Linked DNA regions of Mus musculus: regions 1, 2, 3, 5, 6 and 7 are each linked to region 4. The links are chromatin loops, found by intact Hi-C in ENCODE. Cell type or tissue: heart. All regions are shown on one strand. Region 1 holds the start of Nrbp1 (nuclear receptor binding protein 1). Region 2 holds the start of Ppm1g (protein phosphatase 1G (formerly 2C), magnesium-dependent, gamma isoform). Region 3 holds the start of Slc5a6 (solute carrier family 5 (sodium-dependent vitamin transporter), member 6). Region 4 holds the start of Ift172 (intraflagellar transport 172). Region 5 holds the start of Gtf3c2 (general transcription factor IIIC, polypeptide 2, beta). Region 6 overlaps Zfp512 (zinc finger protein 512). Region 7 holds the start of Eif2b4 (eukaryotic translation initiation factor 2B, subunit 4 delta).

What was found. Peaks named below come from ENCODE experiments on the same cell type or tissue, not always from the same donor. Only the 100,000 strongest peaks of a DNase experiment are listed, where the experiment ranks them.
Region 1: a loop joins it to region 4, with 5 times the contacts of the local background. A loop is called at or near these places in 10 of 42 quality-filtered maps.
Region 2: it touches region 4 in a loop (7-fold over the local background); 5 of 42 quality-filtered maps call a loop at or near these places.
Region 3: it touches region 4 in a loop (2.3-fold over the local background); 3 of 42 quality-filtered maps call a loop at or near these places.
Region 5: it touches region 4 in a loop (10-fold over the local background); 4 of 42 quality-filtered maps call a loop at or near these places.
Region 6: a loop joins it to region 4, with 2.3 times the contacts of the local background. A loop is called at or near these places in 7 of 42 quality-filtered maps.
Region 7: a loop joins it to region 4, with 2.1 times the contacts of the local background. A loop is called at or near these places in 5 of 42 quality-filtered maps.

The regions. Positions count from the first base shown.
Region 1 is chr5:31,239,135-31,243,134 of GRCm38, forward strand. Nrbp1 (nuclear receptor binding protein 1) reads left to right here and starts at 1,784. Exons shown (of 18, transcript NM_147201.2): 1 at 1,784-1,868. In heart, a CTCF peak has its summit at 1,719; DNase peaks (open chromatin) are centred at 1,717 and 2,277; H3K4me3 peaks cover 2,529 bases; H3K27ac peaks cover 1,780 bases.
Region 2 is chr5:31,216,829-31,220,828 of GRCm38, forward strand. It overlaps Ppm1g (protein phosphatase 1G (formerly 2C), magnesium-dependent, gamma isoform), which reads right to left and starts at 3,717. Exons shown (of 10, transcript NM_008014.3): 1 at 3,475-3,717. The coding sequence starts at 3,594. In heart, CTCF peaks have their summits at 2,408 and 3,453; a DNase peak (open chromatin) is centred at 3,883; H3K4me3 peaks cover 2,454 bases; H3K27ac peaks cover 1,443 bases.
Region 3 is chr5:31,047,280-31,051,279 of GRCm38, forward strand. It overlaps Slc5a6 (solute carrier family 5 (sodium-dependent vitamin transporter), member 6), which reads right to left and starts at 800. Exons shown (of 18, transcript NM_001360022.1): 1 at 687-800; 2 at 351-520. Atraid (all-trans retinoic acid induced differentiation factor) reads left to right here and starts at 1,361. Exons shown (of 7, transcript NM_027855.4): 1 at 1,361-1,477; 2 at 2,183-2,301. The coding sequence starts at 1,394. In heart, CTCF peaks have their summits at 928 (motif pointing right), 2,290 and 3,314 (motif pointing right); DNase peaks (open chromatin) are centred at 952, 1,322 and 2,232; H3K4me3 peaks cover 2,516 bases; H3K27ac peaks cover 2,271 bases.
Region 4 is chr5:31,289,858-31,293,857 of GRCm38, forward strand. Ift172 (intraflagellar transport 172) reads right to left here and starts at 1,257. Exons shown (of 48, transcript NM_026298.5): 1 at 1,117-1,257. The coding sequence starts at 1,155. It overlaps Fndc4 (fibronectin type III domain containing 4), which reads right to left. Exons shown (of 7, transcript NM_022424.6): 6 at 3,829-3,956; 7 at 2,385-3,629. The coding sequence ends at 3,594. In heart, a CTCF peak has its summit at 1,717; a DNase peak (open chromatin) is centred at 1,304; H3K4me3 peaks cover 1,869 bases; H3K27ac peaks cover 1,582 bases.
Region 5 is chr5:31,178,179-31,182,178 of GRCm38, forward strand. Gtf3c2 (general transcription factor IIIC, polypeptide 2, beta) reads right to left here and starts at 1,966. Exons shown (of 19, transcript NM_027901.2): 1 at 1,706-1,966. In heart, a CTCF peak has its summit at 1,790; DNase peaks (open chromatin) are centred at 1,243 and 1,913; H3K4me3 peaks cover 2,421 bases; H3K27ac peaks cover 1,965 bases.
Region 6 is chr5:31,468,554-31,472,553 of GRCm38, forward strand. It overlaps Zfp512 (zinc finger protein 512), which reads left to right. Exons shown (of 14, transcript NM_172993.3): 8 at 1,805-1,903; 9 at 2,444-2,611. Among named protein-coding and RNA genes, the nearest start is that of 4930548H24Rik, 15 kb to the right of the region's middle. In heart, a CTCF peak has its summit at 2,013 (motif pointing left); DNase peaks (open chromatin) are centred at 1,358 and 1,928.
Region 7 is chr5:31,190,835-31,194,834 of GRCm38, forward strand. It overlaps Eif2b4 (eukaryotic translation initiation factor 2B, subunit 4 delta), which reads right to left and starts at 2,305. Exons shown (of 13, transcript NM_010122.2): 1 at 2,159-2,305; 2 at 1,748-1,791; 3 at 1,319-1,454; 4 at 707-913; 5 at 531-613; 6 at 315-406; 7 at 3-117. The coding sequence starts at 2,189. Snx17 (sorting nexin 17) reads left to right here and starts at 2,470. Exons shown (of 15, transcript NM_153680.2): 1 at 2,470-2,631; 2 at 3,035-3,109; 3 at 3,962-4,000. The coding sequence starts at 2,569. In heart, a CTCF peak has its summit at 2,239; a DNase peak (open chromatin) is centred at 2,327; H3K4me3 peaks cover 2,931 bases; H3K27ac peaks cover 2,418 bases.

The DNA.
Region 1 (4,000 bases), 51 kb before region 4:
ACCTGGCTGTCTTAGAACTCAACTCTATTGACCAGGCTGGCCTTGAACTCAGAGATCCTCTTGCCTCTGCCTCCTGAGTCCTGAGGTTAAAGGCTTGGGCCACAGTCAAGCTAATTTCTGAGTTTTTATAATAAGCATTCATTATTTTTTGTTTGCTTTTGGTTTTCCAAGTCAGGATTTCTCTTTGTAGCCCTGGCTGTCCTAGAACTTGTTCTGTAGACCGGGCTGGCTATAAGTGCACAGATATCCACCAGCCTCTGCCTCCGGAGTGTTGGGGTTAAAGGCATGCACAACCATCATCTGGCTAGTATTTATTACTTTTGTAATCAGGAAACATAAGTGAGGTGGTAAAAATGTAGGCAGCAGTTGGTCATTTTAGGTATACATGAGAAAATAACTGAAAATGAGGTTGCCAAAAGATCCTCTGTGCACATTTGAAATAGTACTGACAGAAAATAATAGGAACTAAAGTAGCATGAACAGATATGTCATGAATGCTTGCCATGGCTCAGGAGTTACAATGGCTTTGGCAGAAAGGCTAATCTGGAGAGGATGAGCACCCTTCTGAGACTAGAACAAACTTTGAAATGGTGTGCTATACATTTTAGGTAAGTGCATCTTTTAATCCAACATCAGAATTCTATTTTGTCTTGACACAGTGTTGTTGCTCTATTGCTTATGCTGACCTTGAACTCACGGCATTAGCCTACTGAGTGATAGGATTACAGGTATGCATTACTATGCTGGGTGAAAAAAAAAGTTTGTTTTTGAGACTATGTAGCCCTGGTTGGCCTTGAATTCACAGAGATCTCTCTGGCATGCTTGTTGAAATTTCAGTTTTTAAAGCAAGCATTTTAAAGTGAAGAGATGAGAAAAAAATGAGTCTCTATAGGATTTCTGTGTGAACCCGTGAACTAGGATTAACTAGTCCCTTTAAGGAGAGTAAAATTGGTGATTGTGACATTCTCAGATTCAGATGATTCATCCTTCTTCCTTGATAATACATGTATAATGGTATTATACATCTCTTAAATTCTGCCTTTAACTTTCTAAGATCAATGGCTTACCCAGAATCTATTGTAATTCTTTACACTCACAGACAATGTAAACTCTTTCCAAATAATACCTTTTCAAAGACAGTTTTGATGGATCTTCTTACTTCGGATTCTATTTTGGACTCATGTCAACTTAAATTTGAGTAACTTTTTTTTTTTGTTTTGTTTTGTTTCTTTTTCGAATTTGCCAACTATCATTGGATAACTTCAATGAGTTCTCCCTTATGTGGGTCGAATCAGGTTATGTCTGGGTAAATAATGTTATGCAAATCAGCAACTATTAGTTTTCATGTTAAGCGATTAAAAAAAAGCTTTCTGAAAATTTGATGACCAGTGCACTGTCTCTTTCCCAAATGGGGAATGTGGGTGGGTTCGTTCCTCAGATTGAAAGGCTGCGTCTTCCGTTCCTTTTGTCTTCTTAGAGGATTAGGACTGTCATGGCGCTTTCAAGAAGAGAGAGAAGGCCTTCCTTTCGTCCGGCAGAATTACTTGGGGGCACCTCGACTGGGAGGAGGATGGACAGAGAGACAAGAAGACAACGCTGGCAGGCAGTCTGCCGGAACCCCGCAAGGGGAGGAGACCCGGCAGTAGACTGCCTTGAGAGCCTCGGTCTGTGGGAACCGCCCCCCGCTGCCCTGTCCAATGGAAACCTGGCGGCGGTGCGGCACCGCCCACTGTTGGTCCGGACGCCGCGAGGGCGGGGCCCGCAGTTCGGTTGCGCTGCGGAGCGCAGCTGTGAGGGAGTCGCTGGGATCCGAGGCCCCGGAACCCGAGCTGGAGCTGAAGCGCAGGCTGCGGGCGCGGAGTCGGGAGGTGAGCTCCGGAGAAAGAGGCCCTGGAGGGAGGGGCTCGCGGAAGGGCGGCAGGATGACCCCGAGCCGCGGGCCGGCAGGACGCGGCCGGCGGGTGCTGTCGGGCGGCCCTGCTTTCTCGGGAGTCAGGCCCGACCTAGCCCGGCCCGTCGCAGCTGAGGGGCCACCTTGGCCCCAGGGCGCCGCCCGCCCTCCTGGTGTCTCCGGCGTGGCCGCGGCGGCCCGGAATTCTGCGGGCGCGGGTCGGGGGGCCCCGGCGTTCTCTTGGAACTCTGGCCGCGAGAGGCGGGGCAGGCGGCGCGGGCGGGGGCGGGGCGGGGGCCCGGGCCCGAGGGCCTGCGGAAGGAAGCGCGGCGTCCGGGCCGGGCCTGCTCGCGGGGCGGCGCGCCGAGCGCGGGGGCGTGGTCTGCGGCCTGACGGCGGGGCAGGGCTGGCCTTTGATGAGGTGGCTGTGGTGCTCGGTCTCCTGGCCGGCCACTGTCTGTCCGCCGCCGCTTCCTTCCAGATACTGGCCGGGCGACCTGTTGGAGTGTTGACAAGCTGAGGGCCTCCTCCCTCCGAGCTTGCATTCTCTCCGACTGAGCAGTTCTGTTGACCTCAGAGGCTTTCTGGGTTTCCTCAGAGCGGCCTGTGGCTGCGAGCTATGCGGGGTGATGTGCAGAGGGCTTTCAACTAATAATGGAAGCCGGGAGAACAACTTTGCGAGATGACAGACAATGCCCTGTAGTGAATGTACTATGCGTCCTCAGGGTAGCTAGAGGCTTCGAGGAGATACCCTCACCGATGCAAATGAGCTTTTCCACAGTGATCCCTGTTAAAACTGCCAGCAGCTCTGAGGCAGAACCCCCAGTGTTGCACACGTTTCTGCATCTCTTGCGGGAGTGCTTGGAGATCTTTAGGCACTGCTCTTATTTTACCTTCTGGGACATGATTGGGAGGGCAATGTGCTTTCTGGATGTTTGTCTCTGATGACAGTTCATCTTTTCTCTAAGTGCCCCGTGGAGGGGCTGCCTGTTTCCTTGGTCCTGTAGTTTTAGATTCCATGGGCTTTGACGTTCCAGAGTATATTCTGTATCTCGCTAGACTTTCACTTATCCGTTCAGATTGGATGCACATTCTGCGAATGTAGCTGAAACAGACTTTATTATTTTCTTAGCTCTTTGATAGGGGACGGAGGAAAAAGTGATCCTTAACTCATCTTTTTTAGTGGTTTATTAAGACATGCACGCAACTAATAGCTGTCTTGGCAGACTGAGGAGGCTTTCAAGGACTTTCCTTAGAAATTAAAGTGGGGAAGTATCCTACCAGATTTCCCCTCCCCCGCCCCCGTCCCGTAGTGTTCTTTGCGTTTACTAGAGCGTTAATACAAGTCCCTCGATTCAGATAAAACTGTATAGGCTGGGGAGAGATGCGTAGAAAGGGTCGCAAGAGAGTTGTATGGCCATTCTGGTGTTGATTGCAGGTCTTAGGTATTCTGAACTGACTCTGGAGTGCAAGTTTACTTTCCAGGGTATCGCTTTCTTACTAGACTGCTCTTCCTTGAGTTAATCACACACAGGTTTCAGTTTTTTTTTTACAGTCTGTGTTCATTTGATTGTCCCTTTTTTTTTTTTTTTTTTTTTTTGGTATGGGTTAATTAGAAACTTAGGTTTTTCTTAAAGCAACTCTGCGCCTATAGAAATGTTATTTTTAGTACTTTACCTATAAAAACTATAGCTTGAATTATTTGTTTCTGAAGGAGGTAACTGGTATCAGATCTAGTGCCTCAGAGATTGGAAAAGTCAGAGCCTTTGAGCAATGTAAATGAAAGGAAAGCTGGAAACAAGGTCTTTGATTTTTTTTTTTTTAATTTGTGCTTAGGTAAGTGTAGGCATTTCATTTATTTTAATTCACTGATCTATCTCAAGCACCCTCCCAGTGTGTGACGTACAATAACCTACAAATGTTACTAAACATTTCAGTGAGTAAATGAAAAGAAATGTTGTTAAACAATACCCACTTGCCACACTTACAGATGGAAGTCACGCCTGTCGGTCACTTGGCCCAAAGGCAGCTTCTACCTATGTATAGGAAAGATGAATAATGTCACTATTGGTCTAGTAGGATAAGTCACCCTTGGGAGTTTCGGCTAGT
Region 2 (4,000 bases), 73 kb before region 4:
AGAGGCAGGTAGAATTCTGAGTTCAAGGCCAGCCTGGTCTACAAAGTGAGTTCCAGGACAGCCAGGGCTATACAGAGAAACCCTGTCTCGAAAAACAAAAAGACAAAAAAAAAACAAAAAACAAAAAAACCCACAAACCTTTAATCCCAGCACTCGGGAGGCAGAGGCAGGAGGATTTCTGAGTTCGAGGCCAGCCTGGTCTACAAAGTGAGTTCCAGGACAGCCAGGACTATACAGAGAAACCCTGTCTCAAAAAACCAAAAAAAGAGAGAGAGAGAGAGAGAGAGAGAGATGGCTCAGTGGTTAAGAGCAATGACTGCTCTTCCAGAGGTCCTGAGTTCAATTCCCAGCAACCACATGGTGGCTCACAACCATCTGTAATGGGACTAATGCCCTCTTCTGGTGTGTCTGAAGACTGCTACAGTGTATTCATATACATTAAATAAATAGTATTTCTTTAAAAAGTTAAAAAAATAAAGAGGAGTATTTATTGAATTTTTGTAACATCCCAACTCTCCACAAAACTGTTTTCTTTCAGAGGAGCCTCAACAATCCTTTTCCTTTCAACAGTACATTGCGTTCAAACTGGACTTCTCACCAGCCACCAAAACCTCACAATTTTTGTTTGTTTCTCAGCACCTCCTCCTCCTTTTAACTCCATAGGATAGCTCAACAAGCTGGAGAATCCCTCCAAATCACAAAGAAGGGGGTGTATCACTACAGCATTTTGACACCCTCTCCACTTCCTCCCCCAAATTCTAGTTCTACAGCAAGAGGGTTGGAGAGACTGAGACAGAAGGTATGAAATGCCAGCTTTTGGTGACTACCACCCACCCTTGGTTCAAGAGAGAGACTAAAACAGGCTTAAAGCTGTGTCAGACTTTTACTAACTTCTGTAAGGTAAACCAATACAACTTATCTGAACCCAGTCTTTAGAATCAAGCCAACAATGTGAATGGGCTTCATTAATTGGTGGAATTAAGTCTATTCCTTAGGAAAAGAGGAACCAAGACATAGCATAACTCTTTCCCCACCTTTTTGGCCTATTGAACTATATACACTCTTAGATCAAGATCTTATTTTCTGAAAGATTCTTCTAAGAGACTAAAAACTTTAGTGTCTTTCTTAAAATAGCAAAGATACTATGTAATACTTTGAGGGAGGACACAAACCTAGAAAGAAAGTATCTATGCAGCAGAAAGGGATCTTAACTAGCACTTCAAGATTAGGCATATTTACTCAAACAAAAGTAAATCCAGGAATAGCACAGCAGGAGCTGTAATGCTCAAACATTGCCTTTAGAGTGAAGATTATGGTCTCAAGAACAGTTGAGCAAAATTCTTCATACCAAACAGCCCTAAACTCAAAATGAAGTAGATTTTTAATCTCCAATGGAGGAACCAAAACACAGTGGGAAATGCTTAGCAGAGAAGTAAAATCACAGAATTCCTAGATCTAAAAACACTCAGCTCAATTCATAAAAAAACTAGAAAGAGTGCCCCCAAAAGTGGAAAAACCATTTCATTCCACGGAAATTAAAAAACAAGAAACTTGAAAAGTCTATGAGATGAGAATAAAAGAACCCCATAGCCTAACCCAAACACCAGCCAGACTAACTTTATGGCTTTTCTTCCACCACCACCCTCCCCAACCCCCACTGCACTTGAAAGAACTAGTTATCAGCAGAGGCCAGAAGAGGGCACCGGATTCAACCACGGGTTTTTTTTTTTTTTCTTCCGAGACAGGGTTTCTCTGTAGCCTTGGCTGTCCTGGAACTCACTCTGTAGACCAGGCTGGCCTCGAACTTGGCTGTCCTGGAACTCACTCTGTAGACCAGGCTGGCCTCGAACTCAGAAATCCGCCTGCCTCTGCCTCCCAAGTGCTGGGATTAAAGGTGTGCACCACCACGCCCGGCTTTTTTTTTTTTTTTTTTTTTTTTTGAACCACAGGTTGTTGGAACCTCCTTGACATGGGTGGGCACTGAGAATCACACTCTGGTCCCCTGTAAGAACAGCAAGTTGCACTTAGCCACCCCCAAGGCTTTCCTTCTGAAGCTATACTATACCCAGGTATCTCTAACTTTACCCAGTCATTACTACAGCATGCCACTGAGAAATATGAAAGCTGTGCTTCATCTTGACACCTATATAAGAACAGCTCCTATTGTCTTGAACACCTTAATACAATTCTTTGTATCAAGGTACAAGTACCCTAATCTTTCTAGGCCTCAATTTCCAAGCCATTAAATGTGGGCACTGAGCCAAATGAATAGGACCCTCTCCTTGCTGAAATTATTTATCTAGATTCTGCTGGATCTAGATAATGCTAGAGCCATAATCAAAAGCTGGTGAAAATAGCTTTTGAGTCTGAGAACAAACCATTTAGGTTCACACTGTCATTCCAGAGCTAACCACAGGGAGGAGCGAGGGAATTTGAGAGAAAAAAAAAAAAAAAAAAAAAAAAAAAACACCAAGGGAAACTATTTGGCTGTTACCTGTAGCCCACCTACTAACTGGATAAACCCTCGATTCCAGACATAATTAGAACTTTTCACTAGTCCCTTAGACTTCACACAAAATTGCTCAAAGACACCTATTCCCTGTTCATTGTAGTTTCACATCCATTTGCTCAACACTGTCAATCCAAATGATTGCTTTCCCTTTCATCCAAAGTGGACTTTTCTTTTCTTTTTAAAAGTTATTCGTAGATGGTGACAAAAAAGGATTGATGACAAGACTGAAAATCGAGTATACTAAATTATATGCAGAGGAAAATGACAACTCAGTAAGTTTTAAAGAAATCGAGTAAGAAAAAAAATTACAAGCATATTTCAAAAAATAAAAAATAAAAGCAAGCCTAGTGACAGACACGATTCCTTTCCTAAAGATCATAAAAGATTTCGAAAAGAATACGAACGAGTGACAATTCTCGAAGGTCAAGCGGGGCTTCTGAAATTAACATGAGGTGTCTAAGGCTAAAAGCAACTGAGGGTTAAGAATGGAAAGCACATTATTACCCGGGCTCCTTTTCGCCATCAAGTTTGTAGCCCCAAGAGGCCTGCCACATTACATATTTCAAGAATAAAAACGAACCAGTCATTCACATCTATTCGACCAATAAGCGAACAAATAACGAGTCTTCCCTCTTCCCTCTGACAACCCCATGCCGCTGGAAAAGCTGGAGGGCTGGGCTGGCACCAGAGGATGGCGCGAAGGTACGGAGAGACGGCGGCCAGTAGGCGGAAGGTGCCTCTTCTCACATGGCAGGGCTCCCGCAGCCACTAGCCATCAGGCCGCGGTCCCCAAGCTCTAGCCGCTCCCTCTCCGCCCGGATCCCGCGCTCGCCGCCGCCTCCCGCACCGTGGCTGCAGGCTCTCGTCAGGGACCCCTGCTTGAGGAGAACCCCATCCCCCTCGCTCCCTTTCTCTGTCAGGTTCCTGCCATGCAGTGGCCAGCCGCTGGGGCCCTGTCTCACCTCCATGGAGACGCGCCAGCCTTGCATGGCGGAGAAGCCGTAGGGCAGCGGGAGCCGCGGGGCGCCAACCCCGTCCCCGGAGCACTTCACCGTGTTGGGCTGAGAGAGGTAGGCACCCATGGCGGCGGATGGCTGGCTACCTGAGGAACAGGTAAGCGGGACGCGACCCTTGCCGGCGCCGGAGCCGGGGCCCCTGGGGGCGCGCGTGGCAAGGAGCGGGCCCGGCTGCGCAGTCGACGCAAGGTGCCGGCGAAAGGCGCGAGGCCGGCTAGGAGGCGGTAACGGGACAGGAGCGGGGAGAGGGCGGAAGCGGAAACCGCGCTGCTCCAGGCCCCGCCCTACTGGCGCGGTGAGCCGCTGCGGGCGGTCATTTCCTTAGCAACTCGCCCCGCCCTCGGGGACAACGGCCCGCCCAACCGCCGCTCCCGCGAGACTGGTTGCCACGCCCACCAACGGCTGGGGCTGGAGGGAGCCATGGCGATGTGCGGCCATCTCCACGCTGACCGTGCTTTAGCACGGGGCTCTG
Region 3 (4,000 bases), 240 kb before region 4:
TTTAAAAAGGTCTCACATTGCATGGGACTTATCTGCAATGAAAGGTATTGAGGTTTGTGGGTTCATTTCTTTCAGTACTGGGGACAAGACTTAACTAGGAATGCCAGAGCTAAGTCCTCACCCTCTTCCCCCTTTGAAATATAAGGGAACACCTGCAGGGCCAACTGTCACCAATATCTAGGGCTTAATATTCCTCAAGATCTGAATGGCCTTTCTCATTAAAACAAGATATCCCACCAGCTAAATGTATTGATAAATGCAAATTCAGGATTTCCAGGCAGATACCTGGAGCCTGTGGAATGGAAGCATTGGCAGGCTAATTGAGATGAGCTCTAATTGTCTCTAGTTACCTTTTGAGGAGTCGTCACCCAGAGCAATAGCTGTCCCCTTAGGTGTGATGGGTCTCTCCCAGCGCCCTTCCAGTCAGACCTGCTGCTGTTCTGCTTGCCTTGCGTCGGTGGTTCGGCCAGGGCTACCAAAGTTCCTACGTTCTTTCCGAAACCAGCATTGGTTTTTCCCCCTTGGCAAGGCAAAGAACATGAGTTAAGGAAGCGTCTTTCCCGCTTCGCGTCCTTGCCCGGGCTGCAGAACACTACGCAACATTAAGGTGAAGGGTTCCCAGGCTCGTGTTCTCTTGCCAGCGTTTGCCCTTCGCCCTCCGATCTTCACTCCTCCATCACCCTTACCCTCTCTCGGCTCAGCTTTCCCCTTCTCTCCGCACGTGGCGAACCCACGACTTTGCACTAGTATTTAAGACCTTCCCCAAAGCCCACACCGAGAGGCTCACCCCGCCCCGCCCCTTCCAGTCCCGCCTCCAGGCGACTGAACTCAGTCTCTCCGGCCCTGCCCAATCCCCGCCTCGCCCGGCCCATCCTACACCCGCCCTGCCCACCTTTGAGATCTCCACATGAGGGCAGCTGGCCCGCAGGCCAGCCCGGCCCGGCTCGGCTCGGCTCGCACCTCCTGACTTGGTGACAGCGGGACAGCAGGACCCCGCCCCCTACCCCCGCCCTCCCGGGTCCCAGCGCCGCCATGTTTACTAAGGGCGGATGGAGCTGCCCGGGCGTCCGCACCGGGCTGAGGGTCATGCAGTAGCTCAAGGCAACTAAGCGCTAACTGGACAGGCCTGCGCTCCAGGAAGAATGGAGAGATGGTGGGTCTGTCCACCGCGAGCAAGCGCAGGACAGGAGCTCAGAATTCCGCGAGCAGCCCGAACCTGCGGGCAAATTACGCCTCGGGCTCCACGGCTCGTGCCCCGGGCGGACCAGGCCACGCCCCAGAGTGACAGGATTTGGAAGCTAAGCCTCGCCTCAAGGCTGGCGCGTGACACGCTGGGGGCGGAGCCTCGCGCTCGGTTCTCGCGAGCTGTCAAGACGGTGGAAAGCAGTGGGAAATGGCGTCTCGGGAGTCAGGCGGCTCTCGGGCGGCCGCCCTGCTCCTGGTTCTGGGCGTGGAGAGGGCCCTGGCTCTACCTGAGGTACAGAAGAAAGTTTGAGATCTGGCTGAAGAAGGTTGCTGGCCGTCAGCCCGGAATCCAGCTCGCCCGCCGGTGTCTGTCCCTTTGGCCAGTCGGAAGCTCAGATTTTTGTCCCTGAAGCTTCCCCGGGCCCTGTGCCTGCGGGGATGGTGTTGTCCAGTACTCACGTAGTGCAGGCCACTAGCACCTTCGCCCTGCCCACATTCAGAGTCCTTTGAAATTTGATCTCCTTGCTTTTGAATAATTTTAAATAGTGCTTCCCAGACGAGTCCCAGGGTTCTTCTGCCAGCTCTCCTTGCACGAATGCTGTGCGTGGTGCAATGGCACGACTATCTATCTATCTATCTATCTATCTATCTATCTATCTATCTATCTATCTATCTATCTATCTATCTATCTAAATATATAGTGATGCTTGAGTACGCTGTGTACCTGCAGCCCTTTAACACTTGCCAAACCATGCCTGTCAGGTGGAGAAGTCTCTGGAGAGGACACAGTATAGTCAAGTAATAATGCACAAACACGAGGATCTTCTCTCGTACAGTGCGCTGATTTGGTGCGGGGGTTTTAAGGGAAAAAAATGGGTTCTGTTTACAAAAGGCACTTTTCCGCTTTGCATTATGGGAATTCTGGAAAGGCTACTGACTTGTTCTTTTTTTTTTTTTTCTTTCTGGAGTCTTAATCAGGTTTCTTTCTCTTCTGCAGATATGCACCCTGTGTCCGGGAGGTATGCACAATTTGTCCAGAGTGGCTGCTTACTGTGAGGATACATCGAAGCTAATGCAGGCCCGATGCTGCCTGAATCAGAAGGGCACCATCTTGGGGTGAGGGAGGAGAAGACATCCTTGAATATTCTTTTGAACTTTTTAGAGTTCCCAGACTGGAGTCTACAGACTTGCCTAGCAGGCTCTGGGGATAAATATTAGTACCTAAGTGGAGACATTTAATGCTCGATTCTAAACATTTGAATTTGATGATTTTTCGATAAGTAAATGATCTTTTGATTTTTTTTTCCCTGAATGACAAATCATAGTTTTTGCCATTTTATAGGCTTTTGTGGCTTCATTTAAAATAGTTTTATTATTAAGTCTTTGTATTATTTTTACTAAAATACATTTAAATTTTTCTTCATTTTATTTTTTTGTTTTTAATTGTGTCTGTCTGTCTGTCTGACTGTCTGGGTACAGGCACTTGAGTGCAGGTGCTGGAAAATTTCAGAGGCCTTGGATCCTCCTGGAGCTGGAATGATAGGCAGTTGTGAGATACAGTGTGGGTACTGGGAACTAGACTCAGGTCTTCTGTAGGAGCAATACTGGCTCTTAACTGCTAAGCCATCTTTCCAGCCTTTAATTTTTTTTTTTCCTTCTTCTTCTTATTGTTGTTCTGGGTACTAGGAAATGAACCTAGGACTTTATGCAAGCTACCTTTTTTGGATTTGCTTTTCCTTTTGTTTTCTTTGAGACAGAGTCTTGCTATATAGCCCTGCCTATCCTGGTACTATGTAGCACAGGTTTTGGTCTCAAACTCATATCATTGCTGTTACAGCTTCCCAAGTACTGGGATTACAGGGGTGAGCCATCACATCTGGCTCTTTTCAGTATTTTGACACATGATCTCACTAATTGCCCACACTAACCATGAACTTGTGATCCTCCTGCCTCAGCTTCCTGAGTAGCTGGGATTACAGGCTTGCAAAAACATATATATTTTATGTTATGATTTTTGTAGTTTGTAGGCACACAGTAAATGGAAAAATAATTTGTTGAAGTCCTTTTTATTTGGTTGGTTTGTCTTTTCTTTTTTAAATTTTTATTTATTTATTTATTTATTTATTGTGTATAGTGTGCCAGAAGAGGGCACCAGATCTCATTATTGATGGCTGTGAGTTACCATGTGGTTGCTGGAAATTGAACTCAGGACCTTTGGAAGAGCAACTTAAGAACTTTTAACCTCTGAGCCATCTTTCTAGCCCCCTTGGTTGGTTTTTCAACATAGAATTTTTCTGTCCTGGAGCTCCTTCTATAAACTAGGCTGGTCTCAAACTCAGAGATCTGCCTGCCTCTGCCTCTCAAGTGCCAGAATTAAAGGTGTGCACCACCACAAGGCTTGGAGGCTTGAAATCCTTAATGTACAGGCATTTACAGTTACCTGTAACATAAAATCTACTTGGGCCAGGCGTGGTGGCACACTCCTTTAATCCCAGCACTTGAACCCACCCACCCCCCCCCCCCAAAAAAAAGAAAGAAAAAAAGAAAAAGAAGAAAGAAAATCTACTTGGGAAAACTTAAGTGATTTGCCTTTTTTTCCTTTCATTTAACACCTCTGTGTGCAGTTGTAACTTCAGTACTTGGGAGGAATATCAAGGTAACCCTCAGCTACTTAGTGAATTTGAGGCTAGCTTGGGTTACATTGAAACCTTGTCTCAAAAGAAAATGATCTCTGTGGGGATGCTGATCATTCTCTCTAATCCAGCATTTGAGAAGCTGAGGCAGGAGGATTGTCACTCGGTTGAGACTGACTCAC
Region 4 (4,000 bases):
CTCTCTTGTCAATCATCCTTCTTATGGCTTTCCAGTTTTCTTATGCTCTTTAAAACTTTTTCCTTACATTTTGAGTGGGGTGGGACAACTTGCACAAGCTGGCTCTTTCCTTCCACTGTGTGGGTCACAGGGCTCAAACTCAGGAGGTCAGGCTTAGTGGCAAGTACCTTAGCCAGTGAGCCAGCTCACAGGCCTTTCCTCTTCCTCTTCCTCTCCCCTCCCCCCTCTCTCTCTCCTACCCTCCCCTTCCCTTCCCTCCTCTCTCCCTTTTCCCCTTCCCCCTCCCCTTTTCTCCCCTCCCCTTTCCTTCCCTTCTCTCCCTTCCCCTACCCCCTCTCCTAAGAGTCTCAAGTAGCCCAGGCTGGCCTTGAACTCTCCACGTAGCTAAGAATGGCCTTGCATTCCTGATCCTCCTACCTCCACAATTGCTGAGATTACTAGCCTGGGCTACCAAGGCTTATAAGATTCTGTTCTGTGTAGAACTTTATTTAACATTCTCCTAAGTCGCTTACAGTTGCTCTCCCTGCGCCTTTTCTTTACCAGATGAAGAAGCTAGTGATAGAATGATTGCGTATGGTGATGGTTAAAGCCAGAAATACCATTTGGTCAAGTCAGTGTTGGAGCTAAGCTAAGACAGAGACTCTGTCCTCTTCACGCCCAAACCAAACATAATCTTCGTTTATGTCTCTGGGCTCCTCCTCCAGCGCCCACCCAGCCTCTTCTGCTTCTGAGGAGACACACTTTCACAATCCAAAAGAGGGTTCAGCTTCTGCTCTACCTTTTTTTAGGGTTTATATCTAAAGTGCTCATTTCATCCTGTGTAGACTTATGAAGGTTGACTATATATGCGCCTCTCCTTCCAAAAAGAGCCTTGACGCGTAATGCGGGTGATCCCGGAGAGCCTAAGCTTGGGGCCTGGCACTCAACTGATGTAATGTCATGCAAAGAAAGCTTAGAGTCGTTAGTGATGCATGTCGCCTGCTGAAAGAGCTTTCACGGTCTTCTGAACAAAGTAGACGCTCAAAAAGTATGAACTTATGTTCCCTTACTTTTTTTTTTTTTTTTTTTTTTGAACGCCTGGTGGCCTGGGAATGGAAGAGGCATGCGATTCCTCACCTGAGGGCTCAGCAGGGTCCTCAGGTGCTTCAACTGCATGACGTACACCGGTCTCGGATGCTCACTGACCGAGACAACTCCCGTGGTTACCTGGACAACCCGCCAAGCATCGGCGGCGCTAACCGCTGACGCACAGGCAACGTGAGTGCGACATACGTCATAAGGTCACGTAGTGGGTTCGCGACGGAGCGAACAGGACGTGCGCAAGCGCAGTGAGTCCTAAGGCGGGCCCATAAGAGGGGTTGTGGAATTCTCTCCGCGACCAATCCTGTGGCTGCATGCAAACCTAACGCAAACCTCCGCCCACAAGTCTTCGGTCCTCTCCGGATTCTACGTCACCATATCCTTACGTTTTCTTATTGTCCTACCCGGCCAGATGTGCTTTAGTTGCTTAAACTCTGGAGGAGAGCAAGGCAGGTGCTACGAGAGGCAAAAGACAATTCGCGGAGCTGAAATCTTCACGTCATCCCAAAACTTAGGTGACTTGCGGGAGGCCACTCAATACTGACAGATAACAGTGAAAGCTCAAGGATATACTTGGCACTGTGTTTGAATTCAGCAGCGGTACAGACCCATTTTACCCAACAGGAGGCAGATTAAAGGAGTTACTCGCCAAAGTTAAAACAGCTTGTAAAGGGTGGAACCGGCATTTAACCCACAGCTAATAACCTTTTAATTCCCGTAAGAAGGCTCAACTCTCCTCAACTCATTGTCTCCATGCCCAACTTCTCTACTCTGAAACACAGTCTCAGGAAATTATCCAGGATATGGTGGATATATTGGAAGCACTGGCTAGGGAAAGAAAAGGCACCCTGTTTGGTCATTGAGTTCAAGGCAGATTCCTGAAACCCAGATGTCTCTATGGGACAGTGCAGGAGGCAGACCAGAGCTTGGTTCCCCTCCTAGTTTAGAGCTGCATGACACCTGTGGTTGTGATTAGTTAAGCAAAAAAAGATACCATCTTCTTTGGGATCCTTTCAATAATTTTTGTTCTTGTTTCTCCCAAAAGATCAAGAGACAGAATGAAATGCAGAAACGTTAGTCATAGGCCTTCTCTAAATGACCCAAGGTGGGCAAGCCCTATCCCCCCCTAAAAGCATAGCATATGCCCCCCAGGCAAATGCTGGGCCCAAAGCCTTGAGCGCACTGCAGTTGCCAATGGTAACGAGTATTTCTCTTCCTGCCACCACATCCCTCTAGAAAATTAAGAATCAGAAGGGGACAGATTCCCTTTTTTCACAGGTAACAAATAGGTCCCAGAACTCAAATTATACTTTTTTTGATAGGGGCATCCAAACCCCTCAGCTTTATTTCTAGAATCCTCTGGATATGTTAGAGTATAAATATAAACTCATTTATGGATTACAATTATTATTAACTTTGAATGAACAAAGACATAGATGAAAAAGAAAACAAAGACGAGGCACTGGTGTGCCCGGGGTGAGAACACATGGCACCAAGGGCACATTAGTGGTGGCTGCTCTCCTGTCAGCTCCTAAGACAGCTCAGCCCTTCTGACCATTTCCCCAAAGTGAGTGCTGGAGTCAAAAGTGCAGGGAAGGGATTGGTTATATAGCGCAACAGTAGAATATTTGCTTAGTATGCACAAGGTCCTGAACAAAGATAAAAAAAAAATCTACTGGCCCTTTTATATGACATGGCCTGGTTTCTGTTGGTATGAAAACTGTGACTTCTCATTTTCTCTCTTCTCATTCAGCAAAGACAAAGAAGGGAGGCCTTTGGCTTTCATCCCCTCCCCTTTTGTCTTTCCCCGCCCATCTTAGATGAATACATTGTTACACTGACGCAAACATCTTATCAAGACTCTGTCCTTTCAGGTTGGTGGAGGCCTGAGAAGAACTGACAAGGTGTAGAGATGTCTTCAGCATACCATACAGGAACCAGTCAGTTCCAGTTTGTCCAGAACCTTTATTGGAAAAATGTCCCAGGGGTGAGATCACCAGCAGCTGGAGGGGCTGCCAGGTGAGGGAGGAGCCCCAGAGGCTCCGTGGAAGACACTGGAATAGTGCAATGCAGCGTCTGCCTCTAGGCCCAGAAGGTTCTTCTGACTCACTGAAGGAGGGCAACCCGGGCAGAAACACCCCTCTCTGAGGCCCAGAGGCAAGCTGTAGGGGCAGCTAGTGAGTGCCAATAGTCCTGATGCAGGTGACATGGGGCCCCTAGCGAGGACCTAGTGGGATAGGGTTGAATAAGTGATTCTCCCCTGGACCTGGGGGATGGGAGATATTCCATTTGATATCCACTCCCAAGTCCAGGGATACAGAATCTACCAGACCTACATTCTGGCCCTGCTTACAGTGGAAAGAGGATGGGTACCAGCCTGGGATTCTGGGAGCATACTGCCTTGTGGGAGTCTCAAGCGGGTCACCATCTTAGGCTTTCCTGCCCCCGCCCCCTTACTCATACAGTGCATCCTCACAGTGCATCCTCTCTTCTGGTTCTGGTTCTTCATCCGATCAAACATCAATGGTGTTGATTGATGGAGACTTTTTCTGTAAGAGAAAAATTACCCATCCTGAATTCCAGAAAGGTAAATATGCCACCCTTGCCTTCTGGACTCCTCCATCCCAGACATTCCATGCACACAGTGTACACACACACAGACACACCGACACACCGCCTATTCTGTCTTTCAGTGATGATCCCTCTGCACCCAAATCCCCCTTATCACACTCACTGGTCCCACATCACCTGTCTTGTTGTCCCCACTGGCCTTCCCTGAGGACTCTGTTCAGGCCCCTTCCCCTTCTCCTTGGGGTTGTTGTTGGAGTCGTTGTCCTTGATGATGTCATACTGACGGCAGAATAGCCCGATTACAGCTGGAAACACAATACCATCTGAGCCTTGATCTTGATTCAGGGTT
Region 5 (4,000 bases), 110 kb before region 4:
CAATCAGGGATAAAAACCTGTCTCCAAGAAAGTGGTCTTGTAAAACAAGTAACAACAAACCAATATTCAGACTTTAGTAAACTAAGACAAAATCAATCTGTCTTTGAACGTTTGGAAGGTGGTGGTAGCGCATGCCTTTAATCCCAGAACTTGAGAGGCAGAGGCAGGCAGATTTCTGAGTTCGAGGCCAGCCTGGTCTACAGAATGAGTTCCAGGACAGCCAGGGCTACACAAGAAACCCTGTCTTGAAAAACCAAAAGAGAAAGTTTGTAAGATAAAGATAAGAAAGTAAGTTAAGTAAGTTTGTAAGATCTTGCCTTCCTGGTTTACTACACTATTCGAACTCGATGCATGAATCAGTATATAACTTTTTTCAGTGAGTGACTCAACATACAAAAAAAAAATCCTTTTAAAAATTCACTTCTGAGGGAGGGTGTGGGGGACTTTTGGGATAGCATTGGAAATGTAATTGAGGAAAATACGTAATAAAAAAAATACAAAAAAAAAAAAGAAAAAATTCACTTCTAGTAAAAGGCAGTGGCAGTGAATGGTAGAATTCCTATTTAGGATCTGACAATACAAATTTTAAACAGTAAAGGAAGAAATGTTCAGTAAATTCTAACTAGGATTTTTATATCCCATACTGTCTGATTTCCTTGCTGCTTCAGGTTGCTAACCTGACTACTTTGGCAAAAGAAAAACAATTAGATAATACTTCATCTTAAACACGGACTCACTTCACATACACTGTTTAATACACTGGTTCCCAAAGTATTCCTATCATGCAACTGGTGATTTATCAGATAATTTTACTGGTCCAAAAACAAACATATTATTTGTACAAAAACCTGCAACTCACGTTTTCAGTTGATACTGCTAGAAACTAAAGAGTGTAAATCTGAATAGAACAACTTAAAACTATTAGGAAAAATGGCACTGCAGTTGATAGCGGTAAGCGGTAAAAGGTAACGTAAGCAAAGGTTAATTTGAATTTATGTAACAATCAATGTACCTCCAAGGGCAAAAAGACCTGGTTATGTCCTAAACCTGCCCAGAAAAGTGAATTACCTCCTGTGGGGGTGAAGTCGCCATCTCTGTCTTGTCCAAAAGACGGCAAACTTGCCGCGGGATAAAAGGACCAGTATAAGGAAACATAACTGGCCCTTGGCTGCGCCAATGGGGTTGCAGCGCGCGGGGCACAACCCCCGGGGTTAGAGCCACTTGGAGGAAAAGGCTGAGACACAGTAAGAGGGAATGAGCACAAGAGGACTGACTGCAATCAGACAGAGACACCACCACCTGCCATTCCCCAATCCTGGCCGTGGGGGCAGCTTTCGAGCCCCAGGCGAGCCCTGATTTCCCTAAGCCTTAAGATAACTGCAGGTTCACCCAAGTCCGAAGGCCCAACGTAACGAGTTCAACGTAAGCAGTGCAGAAACCTGAGTCCAGTTTACCGCGCTACATACACCGAATTGGGGAAGAAGGTAAGACCGGCTGGCAGAGATGGGGGATGCTCAGTGGCCCCAGTGGGGACGGAGGAGAGAGCTCGACGGTTCTCGGGAGAAGCGCAAAGGCTAGGAGGCGCGCTGTCTTGCGCGGGAGTAAGACGGGAATCGGGAATCGGTTCCCATTGCCTTAGCGCTACGGCAAAAGAATGGGAGGAGTAATTTTGGGTCCCCCGCACACCCCGTTGCGGTACACTCACCCGCGCCAAAGTCCTTCCGGAAGTCCAAGTTCGAAGATGGCGCCGCCTGTCGGGTCGCGGTTTTATGACGAAATCTTGATCGGCTCTTCCTTGCCCCGCCCCCGAGACAAGGTAAACGCAAGCTTGGTCTGGAACGCGTTTCCTGCCGAGCTTTCTTTTAAACTCTGTGTTCCATAATGCAGCGCGGCGCGGCACTGAGCCCTCCGACGCCCGCGAGCTGGAGCGTGGCTTCCGCGGCCCTAGGACACTGCAGGGCCTTCTGGGAATTTCAGCGACCGGAAGGGGAGGTCGGCGCCTGCGCGGCACCGCAGCTCCACCAGCAGCCTTGTGGAAAAGCATTGAAGAGGAAAGTGTCGCGCTTCTGCTGTCGCCGAGCGTTCCGACCTGCCTTTCCACCCAGGTTGCTGGCTTTGTGGAGAAAAGAGCCTGACCACACCTGATTCTTAACTACAGTCCCGAGCTTCGACGGACTAGGAGACAATCCCTCGCCCCCAGAGATCTCCTGATTTTCTGCTGCCAGTGAATGAGCCAAGACAGGAAGAAAATAAAGAGGAGGGCTTGGAAAGAGGCCAAGGGAAGAAAAGAGCGGGGGGAGCCTAGCCTGGGTGGGTAGGCTGCGCTTTTAAAGAGAGCATCAACCCAGGCCTCACGCCACTCCCTCACTGGGAAGTGGCCTCCGAGCAACAAGGTTTTCAGCCTTTTAAAACCATGTAGCTTTCACAGATCTGCCTTTACCCAGGAGGAGGGCGAATTAAAATGAACCGGAAGAGGTGAAATATGGCAGCTTTCCCCTTTCTAAATAGTCTTGTTCAATTATTCCCTTGGTTAAATCTTTACAAAGAGTAATGGTGCACGCTTATAATCCCAGCACTCCGGAGATGGAGTCAGGAGGATTAGCAGTTCAACGTGATCCATGACTACTTGGAAATTGGAAATCAGCCTGTACTATATTAGACCATGTCTCAGAAAAATGAGAAAGGGAGAAAACAATGGGGCACGTCAACTCCCAGACTAGGTACTCAAGGCTGAAGCAGGAAGATCTCTTGAGCTCAGGAATTCAGGTTCTACCAGGGTAATCCTGTATCCTACCAATTAAAAAAGGAAAAAGGGATTTAGCCAAAATCTGAAAGGAAAGAAAGAGAACACCCAGTTCTCCGACATCCTCTTATGCTCAAATGACAGCATTTTGAATGGCTGTCTTCCTCTTTTAGATAATAGCTCCTAAACATTTTATAGGGAGTAACAGATTTAGTGCTTTGATGAACAACATCTCTTAAAATCCTGCCTCTGGTTAAGTTCTCTTTGGTTTTATCACACAAAAAAATTTTTTTAAAATAACTTTGATTTTGGAAAAAGATTCTCAAAGTTTAAGATACAACAAGTGAAAGCTCTTTTCTTTCTTTTTTAAGATTTATTATTATATCTAAGTACACTGTAGCTGACTTCAGACTCACCAGAATCATTACGGATGGTTGTGAGCCACCACGTGGTTGCTGGGAATTGATCTCAGGACCTTCAGAAGAGCAGTCAGTGCTCTTAAATGCTGAGCCATCTCTCCAGCCTGAAGGCTCTTTTTTAAGCTTAACTAACCCTGCACGCAGTTGATCTGTTTCTCATTGTTGGTCCAGCGTATGTATTTATACTGAAATTCCCTTTTATGGAATACCATAGTTGGTCTGGAGCGCATCACGGCTCCGCATCAGCCTAAGTGCTCTCATTACAAGCACAAACCTCCATGTCTATCAATTCTTGTGTGCGTGTGAGAGAGAAACTATGCTCACATTCATGTGGGTGCTTTTCGAGGCCAGAAGAGGATGTTAGGTCACTTGGTGCTGGAAGCCATCTAACATGGGTCCTGGGAAACTGGTCCTCTAAAAGAGAAGCACACACCCTTAACCACTGAGATCTCTCTTCCACCCCTGTCTGACTGGGGTTTTTTTTGTTGTTGTTTTTGTTTTCTTTTTCTTTCTTTCTTTTTTTTTTTTTTTTTTTGAGACAGAATTTCTCTGTATAGTTCTGTCTGTCCTGGAACTCAATTTGTAGACCAAGCTGGCCTTGAACTCAGAAATCTGCCTGCCTCACCCTCTCAAGTGCTAGAACTAAAGGCGTGCTCCACCACTGCCCAGAACTGTTGCAGGATTTGATCATACTGTGACCTCAGATTGTTATTTACTGGAAAAACCTGTTTTTATTTGTCGTGCGGCTCAGCCTTAGCACACACATTTTTGGTTTTTCCAGACAGGGTTTCTCTGTTTAGCTCTGGCTGTCCTGGAACTCACTTTGTAGACCAGGCTG
Region 6 (4,000 bases), 180 kb after region 4:
ATAATTCATGATCACCAGAAATGATGTAAAAATCCCTCCCTTCTGTCCTTCCTCCCTCCCTCCCTCTCTTTCTTCCTCGGGTTTTGCCCAATAGTCCAGGCTGGCTTGAAACTCACAACTGCAGACTGGCCATGAGTTTGCAGCAATCCTTCTGCCTCAGCTTTCTTACACGCAGGAGCCTATGATCACTGTGTGTATTATTTTACTGCACCCCTGGCTGGCCCTCAAACTCCCTGTGGAGCTGAGGCTGACTTTGAACTCCTAATCCTACTGTGTCTACCTCTCAAGGACTGGGGTTACAGAAGTGTAGCACTGTACCTACCTAGCTGCATGCTCAGTTAACATGTGAGAATGTCAACCTTTTGATCATCAGGGAAAGGAATATTAAAACTGTGGCAAGAAGCAGAGAGTTAAAAGGTTTCACAGTGCACAGGCTTATACAGTTCCAGCTTTTAGAAAGCTGAGGCAGGAGGATAGCTAATACAAGGCCATTTGGCAGGGCTACATAGTGATTGTCTGAAATGATGAATTTTTTTTCTTTTTTCCTCAGAAGGGTAACAATGGGGACAATAGGCTGGGGCCCCTAAAGAGCTTGTGAGCAGTTATCCACAGAAGGAAATACACTCACAAGCAACAGTTCCACTTACAGACTGGAGACCCAGAAACAGCAGGATGAGGATGTGGGAACTGTAACAATGGCATCATGTCAGCTTAGTGAAAACAGCAAAGACATCTCTAGCAGATTAGAGGATGGTGCATGCAAAAGACAGAAAATGAGTGTGATTCAGATACATTGTATGAAATTCCCAAATAATCAATAGAAATATTAGGTTGGGAGAAAAGTAATAAATCTTTAAAAAAAGAAAGCAAAAGAAAGAAGTATCCTAGGCCTGGTTTGTCTGTGTCTACCATGCCACCTCCATCTTGGTATCCTTGTGTCAAGTGAGAGACTAGAAATGTCCAGAAGGCTTCGAGGGCTGAGGGGAGCTCTGTGGAACCTGGGGAAGATGGAGTATCTGGCAGAAGGCTGGCATATAGGAGACCTAAGGCCCAGCTGTAGCTATGACATCTGGGAAGTCCTCCTGGGTAGGAATTCTTGGGGGTGGGTAGAGAGAGCACCCCACCACTGGAGTCTTCTCTGCTGAGAAAAGCATCTCGGAGACTGTAGGCTGGACGGTGAGGACCTCCCATCCAGCCCCAGTGGCTGCATTCAGAGCACTTGTTGCTGGTGCTGTAGCATAGGACGTACAGACTGTCGCACACCCACACCTGGTGCTCCTTCACGCTGCTTGGAAGCCCAGATCAAACAAGCTGTAGCCAGGGCAGCAGGCCATCCGGAAATACTTTCCCAGTTCATGCTGCTGATCCTTGCTGTGGATCTTGGCATGAAGATGCAGGGAGAGGAGCTAGCAAATCACTAGCTTTTCCATCTCAGCTGGGGTTCTGTGTTTGGGTAGCTCTTACTTAGTACAGATAGTTCAGTGAAGCTGGCTCTGGCTCTGTCACGTCATAGGAAACTATGTAAGACTGTTCACTGCTGGAATAGCACAGGATGGAATTTTTGAGCTGGGTTTTCATAGGTACTTGTGTGTTTAAGTTCTCCTCTACTGGGGGTGGGGGTGGGGGGGTAAGAGGTCAGAACTCAGGTATCCATTGCATTTACTTCATGCCATCCAGAAAATGGAGCCAGAACTCAGACTCAACAGCGTCAGTATGGCTCATAGTTAATTTCTTGATTGCTCTGGAGGGGGCTGTTTTGTTTTCTGTTCCTTGGATCACGTTTACTTGCTTCTTTTGACTCCAGCCAATTTTGAAGGCAGGAGATGAAGTAGATGAGCCAAGTGAGAGGGAGAGGCTGCGAACAGTTTTAAAGAGAATGGGAAAGCTCCGGTGCATGCGTGAGGTAAGAGCCGAGGCGGCAGACTGTCCTGGAGTCTCAGGTCTGTCTTCCTGTTGTTCTTTCCCCTTGCTCACCCCTTTCAGGTTTCTTGCTCCTCTGCCCCCTGGTGGCATAGGGTGGAACCTACTTTTCCAGATGTCTTGCAGTTCTTTATTTTTTTCTCCTCTCCACAAGTATATTCCCCATCGTCCTCTTTGCTCGAAGGGGCTTCTTTACCATCCTTTAGTGTGAGGAAGATGATTGTCAGGAGCTCATTCTGTGAGGAGATCAATGTTGCTGGCTAGATAATATCAGGGTGGGATTGGGTCACAGTTCAAGTTCTGACCTGGAGTAGGTGTGTGGTACACTTGCTCAGTGATCACTGAGCTGATTGCCATCTGGCTCATAGGCACACTTGCCAAGGGGAAGGGGCTTGTGGGAAATGTTGGTGAGCGTCTTGTCTCGCTGTCTTTTTGTGGTTTGTGGTGCTTGGTGATTTCTGACAAATTTAGGGATCATGTGAAACATATACCGTTCTAACATAGGCTTCTTTCCTATGTTCAGAGTTGCTCCAGTACCTTCACCAGCATTATGGGATATCTGTACCATGTTAGAAAGTGTGGCAAAGAGGCTTCAGAGCTCGAGAAGTTGGCCCTGAAATGTCACCACTGTGGGAAACCGTACAGGTCAAAGGCTGGGCTTGCATACCACATGAGGTCAGAGCATGGGCCTGTGAGTATTGCTTCTTCTGTAGCTATTGAGGATGTGTGCTGTGCCTGTCACTCCTACCTGTGTCTTCTGTGTATCCCCAACACAGCTCACAAGGAAGTGTTTAATTGGGCTCATGGGTTCAGCAGGTTGAGTTCATCATGGCAGGGCATCTGAGAGCTCACGTCTTGATCTACAAGTAGAAGGTAGGGGTAGAGGGGAGTGCTAACTGGGAATGGTAAGAGTCTTTTGAAACCTCAAAGCCTGTTCTCCAGTGGCACACCTCCTCTAACAAGCCACACCTCCTAATCCTTGCCAAACAGTTCCATCAACTGGGCACCAAGTATTCAAACATCAGAGCTCATGAGGGCCATTCTAATTCAAACCACCACAGCATGTATGTGTGTTTTTCTGTGTATAAACACACATGTATTTTCAGGTGCACATACGAAAGTCTGAAGCTGACCTTGGGTGTCTTCTTGATCACTCCACTCATGTATAGAGGAAGGGTCTCACCAGTTCTTGATAGTCTAGCTAGCCAGCTTGCCTTTGTGTCTGCCTCCTACGTGCTGGGGTTACTGGTGGCCTGCTATGCCTACCCAGCTTTTATGTGGGTGCTAGAGATACAAACTCCAGTCCTTCTGTTTATGTGATAGCTTCTTTATCCGTTGACCATCTGCACAATCCCTAATTAGTCCTTTATTTTGTGTGAATAAGAATTTTCCCTGTGTGTGTGTGTGCATCACATTGAGTGCCTAATGCTCACAGAAATCAGAAGAAGGTGTCATGTCCCATTGTACTGGAGTTACAGAGCTGTGAGCCACCATGAGGGTGTTGGGAATCAAATCTAGGTTCTCTGCAAAAGCAACAAATGCTTTTAATTCGGAGCTATCTCCAACCCCCATTATATTTATTTAAAACTAAAACATTCTCTCTTATTTAGAATTTTTTTGTGGGAATCTGTCTCTATTCTTCATTTTCTTGTGTGTGTCTTAACTGTTTTTATATTATATTTCCAAGCTTGTGTATTCATGTGTTCCTGAACATGTAAACATTTGTGTATGAATGTACAGGTGTGTGTGTATGTGTGTGTATGTATGTATATACATGCATTTGAAGGACAGAGGACAACTTCAGGTGTCATTCCTCAGTAGCTCCCCACCCTTTTCATTGAGACAGGGTCTTTTTGGCCTCAGGCTTGCCTTTCTGCTAGGCTCTCTAGCCAGCCAGAAAGCCTCCGAGATCTACTGTCTCAGCCACTCTGGTGATGTGATTACAAAGATGCCCCATCACACCTGTCTTTTTAATGTGGGTTTGGGGGAATCAAGCTTAGCAGCCTGCCGGCTTACCCTCATATGTGGTGGTGTGTGTGTTTGTGTGTGTGCAAACATGTATGTTAAGGGTAGCATACAT
Region 7 (4,000 bases), 99 kb before region 4:
ACCTGCTGCAGGGCGTGAAGCAGTGCGATGCACCGGGCATTGGAGCCACTGATGAGGCCCTGGGAGTACTGCAGACCGAGTCTCACCATGGCTGGGTGGATCACAGAGGATGGGATGCTGATGGGATGGCGGTGTCACATACTTTTTAAGGGAACTTGAGTACCTCTTGGCCCCTGCCCCTCATGAGAAGGGGCTTCCCCATTTCCTGTAGTTTTGCCTTGAGTTTGCACCCCACCCACCCACACATCCCATCTCACAGTTCCAGTCACTTTTAACACTGAGTTCCTCAATCTCCTCCGACTTAAAGGTCCTACCTCATGTACTGGGTCAAGGAGCTTTGTCTGCTGTACTGAGGCAGGTGGGAGAAGAGACTGACTTTGGATCCGTAATCCTTTCGTGTAGGAACCTCCATGAAACAAAGAGACATCATCAAACGGGACTGGGTGGGCTATTTGATCCCAATACTCCGTGCTTTTCCAGATCTTTTCTTTGCCCAGGGCAATTCTCCAGGTACCAAACCCACTTCCTACCTGTTGTCGATCTGGCTTTCTAAGGAGCCTCCTCAGAAGTGTGGGGTCATCAGCTGGGGTGTGCTCGGGGACACGCTTCACTCCTAAAAGTTAGGGAGATGCTTTCAAGACTCTATACATCTCGAAACGGGAGCGTTTGGGTAAGTGGAGTGTGAGAATGAAGAGGAGAGAGATACCTGAGGTGGTTTCTCCAGCAGTGCTGGGGCAGGCCTGAGGAGGGACGCCTCCTTGTTCCCCTTTTCTTGCCTGTTTCAGGGCCCGCTCTGCCTCCTGCTTGGCTCTCCTTTCGGCGCGAAGTTCTGCCTTACTCCGGCCAGCTGGAAGTTTCTCCCCAGCAGTACCTCCCAGCTGACTACCAGGTCCTGGGAGTTCTCTGATTGGGTCTATGAAATACAGAGGGAAGAGGTGCCTGGGCTCTAGGACGGTGATCTCTTTGCCCCAACCAAAGTTTCCCTTTTATCTATTTTTTTTCCCTTTCTTGACTGAGGCTGGAATTCATCAGAGATCCACCTGTCTTTGCTTTGGCCTTAGTTTCCCTTTTACCTTATCTAAGTTTTTTTTTTTTTCCTTTTTTGACTGAGGCTGGAATTCATCAGAGATCCACCTGCCTTTGCTTTGGCCTTAGTGCTGGGGTTAAAGGTGTGCTGTAAGCCACCACCAGCCAGCACCATCAGGCTCTGCCTTCCAAGTAACCGCTTTTGTACTTGCTCAAACCAACTTTGTTCTATCTCCCTTTGCAAATCCCTCATCCAGCATCCTACCCCCGGCCGTTTAAAGCGTCCCCGCACCTTGCCGTTGAGCTGCAGACACAGCAGAGCCAATTTCTTGGTCTGCCCCCTTTTCCTCCTTCCGTTTCTTCTTCTGCTGTTTCTTTTCTTTTCGAAGCTGAAGCTTCTCTTCTTGGGTCAACTCCCGCCCTGCTGCCTGAGACACAGACACGGGAACTGCTCTACCCCAGGCCATTCCAAAGGTTTATCAAGATGCTTACTAGATTCCCCCAAGGTTAAGTTCCTAACACTCTCTGACTTCTGTTACAAGTCTACGTAAGTAAGGAGAGAAACTTCTTCAGTCATAGTCACACACCGTTAAGCTCTGTAAAATCTCCCAGTTCTACTAAGAGATGAACTGAAAAGGATGGGAGATGGGGCCAAATGAAGGTGACACAGCTTTCTGTGTAGCTCTTGACAGGCGACTTAGGAGGTCTCTCCCTCACTTACCCCGGGCCGAGGAGAAAGTTCAGTCTTCATCTCGGATCTCGATTCTGCATCAGAAAACAGGGCACAGAGTGAGCCAGACAGGCTCCGGGAGGACTTGGGGAGACTCGTCGGCGCAGCTGGCTGCTGGGTTGGCATGACCACAGCTCGGCTGCCGGGCGCGAGGCGCTCTGGGATCCGCGTGGGGACGCACTGCGCGGCAGGATCAAAGGACAGGCGTGGGAGGAAAAGGGTCAGTCACCCTTCTGGGAACAGCCGGCAAGCAGCACCCTGCTGCGCCCTAGATCTTGTAAACCAGAGTCCCGCGACGTGCAGAAACCCGGCGGCAAGGCCCAAAGGCGCTCCGGACCCCGCATCAGCGATCCAGTGTTCATCTGCTCTTCTACCACTTGGTGCATCTAGCCCTTCACTCACCTTCGCGAACAGCCACCGCCACCGCAGCCATGACTGTGGGTCCTAGGCTCCTCCCGCCGAGGTCACTCACACTACAGCGCCACCTGGGCTGCTGGCTCCCCTGATGCCTCCCGCGGAGTCAGTCCCCAGCGGACTACAACTTCCGGCGTGCACTGGGTCCCGCCCAGGACTACGGGTCGCGGTGAGGACCAAAGGATGTTGGGTTCCCAATTAGGAGCGTCTCCGGCGCTCGACTACAGCTCCCAGCATGCCGAGGTTGCTGCTCGCAGAGCCGTCATCCTACAGCCTTCCCACCTCGGAGTTCAGGCCCACCAAAATGGCGAGCTGGGCTGCGGAGACGCGCTGAGTGGCAGAGGCAAGCGAGCAGAGGCGCTGCGAACCTGGTAGTACGGAGCTCTGCCTTAGGGAACATGCACTTTTCCATTCCTGAAACGGAGTCCCGCAGTGGGGACAGCGGCGGCTCCGCCTACGTGGTGAGGAGGTGCTAGAAGCTGGGCCAGGGCGGGGATAACGGGCCGGAGCTCTCGGAGCGGCCTCCAGCCTTCGAACCTCACTGGAAGCCATCTCATGTCTCAGTTTCGTACTTAAGCCACCCCAAGCTCCAATAGGTTCTTCTTTCCCCGGCCAGGCCGCGACTGCTCTGGCGGTGGGCACTATTGTCATCTCCGGGAGGGATACTGCCGCACAAGCGCCCGAGTGTCCTCGGGACTGGGCCTTCTGCTTGAAACCCGGCCCTGGGGGAAAAACAGGCTAAATCCCGGGAAGTCTCGGAGCGTTGCGCAGACGGATATGTCAGGCAACTTCCGGACAGGTTTCTGGGGCAAGAGGTGGTTTGCACGTCGATCCTGAGATGTTTGCCTGCTTTTGTGTCCTCAGGCCTATAACATTCACGTGAATGGAGTCCTGCACTGTCGGGTGCGCTACAGCCAGCTTCTGGGGCTGCACGAGCAGGTGGGACTAACAACCCTGTCTAGATGCAGCTTCAAGCCCTTCCATACCCACGGACATTAATCCCCTTTCATTACATCACCCTATAATCACTGCTACAGTGGAAGGTGGACTTTGTTAGCGTGACATTTCCGGAAACTCTCTGAGCGGCTTGTCTCTCACAGTTCCTGTACTTCCCTATACTCACACATCCTTCCTTCTCTGAGCTGTCTCCTTTTTCATCCTTTGCCCCTGCATGGAAAAACTGAACCCTGTTAGTCAAAGCACATTCCTTCTGGCACCTAAACTATAACTTGGGAATTCATTCCCCGGATTAATACAAACCATTCGCTGCTTTCCTTGTGTGTTCTTGGTCCCATCAGTGTATAAGATGTCCAAATGTTTCCCCCCTCACCAGATAGTGAGCTCTGTATAGATAGTGAATCTCTAGAGAGCCCTGTTTCTACTAGATGTCAGTCCTGAGCAAGTTAATTTCTTCCCGCCTCAGTTTCTCCAGATAAAAAGTAGATTCTTGGATCAGCAAAGTCCCTTCAACACACTTGAGTATGCTATGACTTTATTATCTGTGCACATAAGTGTTCCCTATAAATGTTCTCTACTGAGCAGTCTTGCTATGTAAATCAAAGGGCTCCTGGACCCAGGACCCCATGAAAAATCACCCTATAATGTCTTCACATGAACACATACAAGAATTTATACCTAAGATCTTTGGGGGTCCTGACTCTGCCAAAGTCATCTTTTGTCACACGTCTTTTAAAGAGTTGTTAGAAGAACCCAGGAGGACTTGGGTGAGTCTTAGTTGTCACCACTCAGTTCCTGTGTTATGTGAAGAATTGTATCTCTTTCTCGCCATAGCTTCGGAAGGAGTATGGGGCCAACGTGGTTCCTGCATTC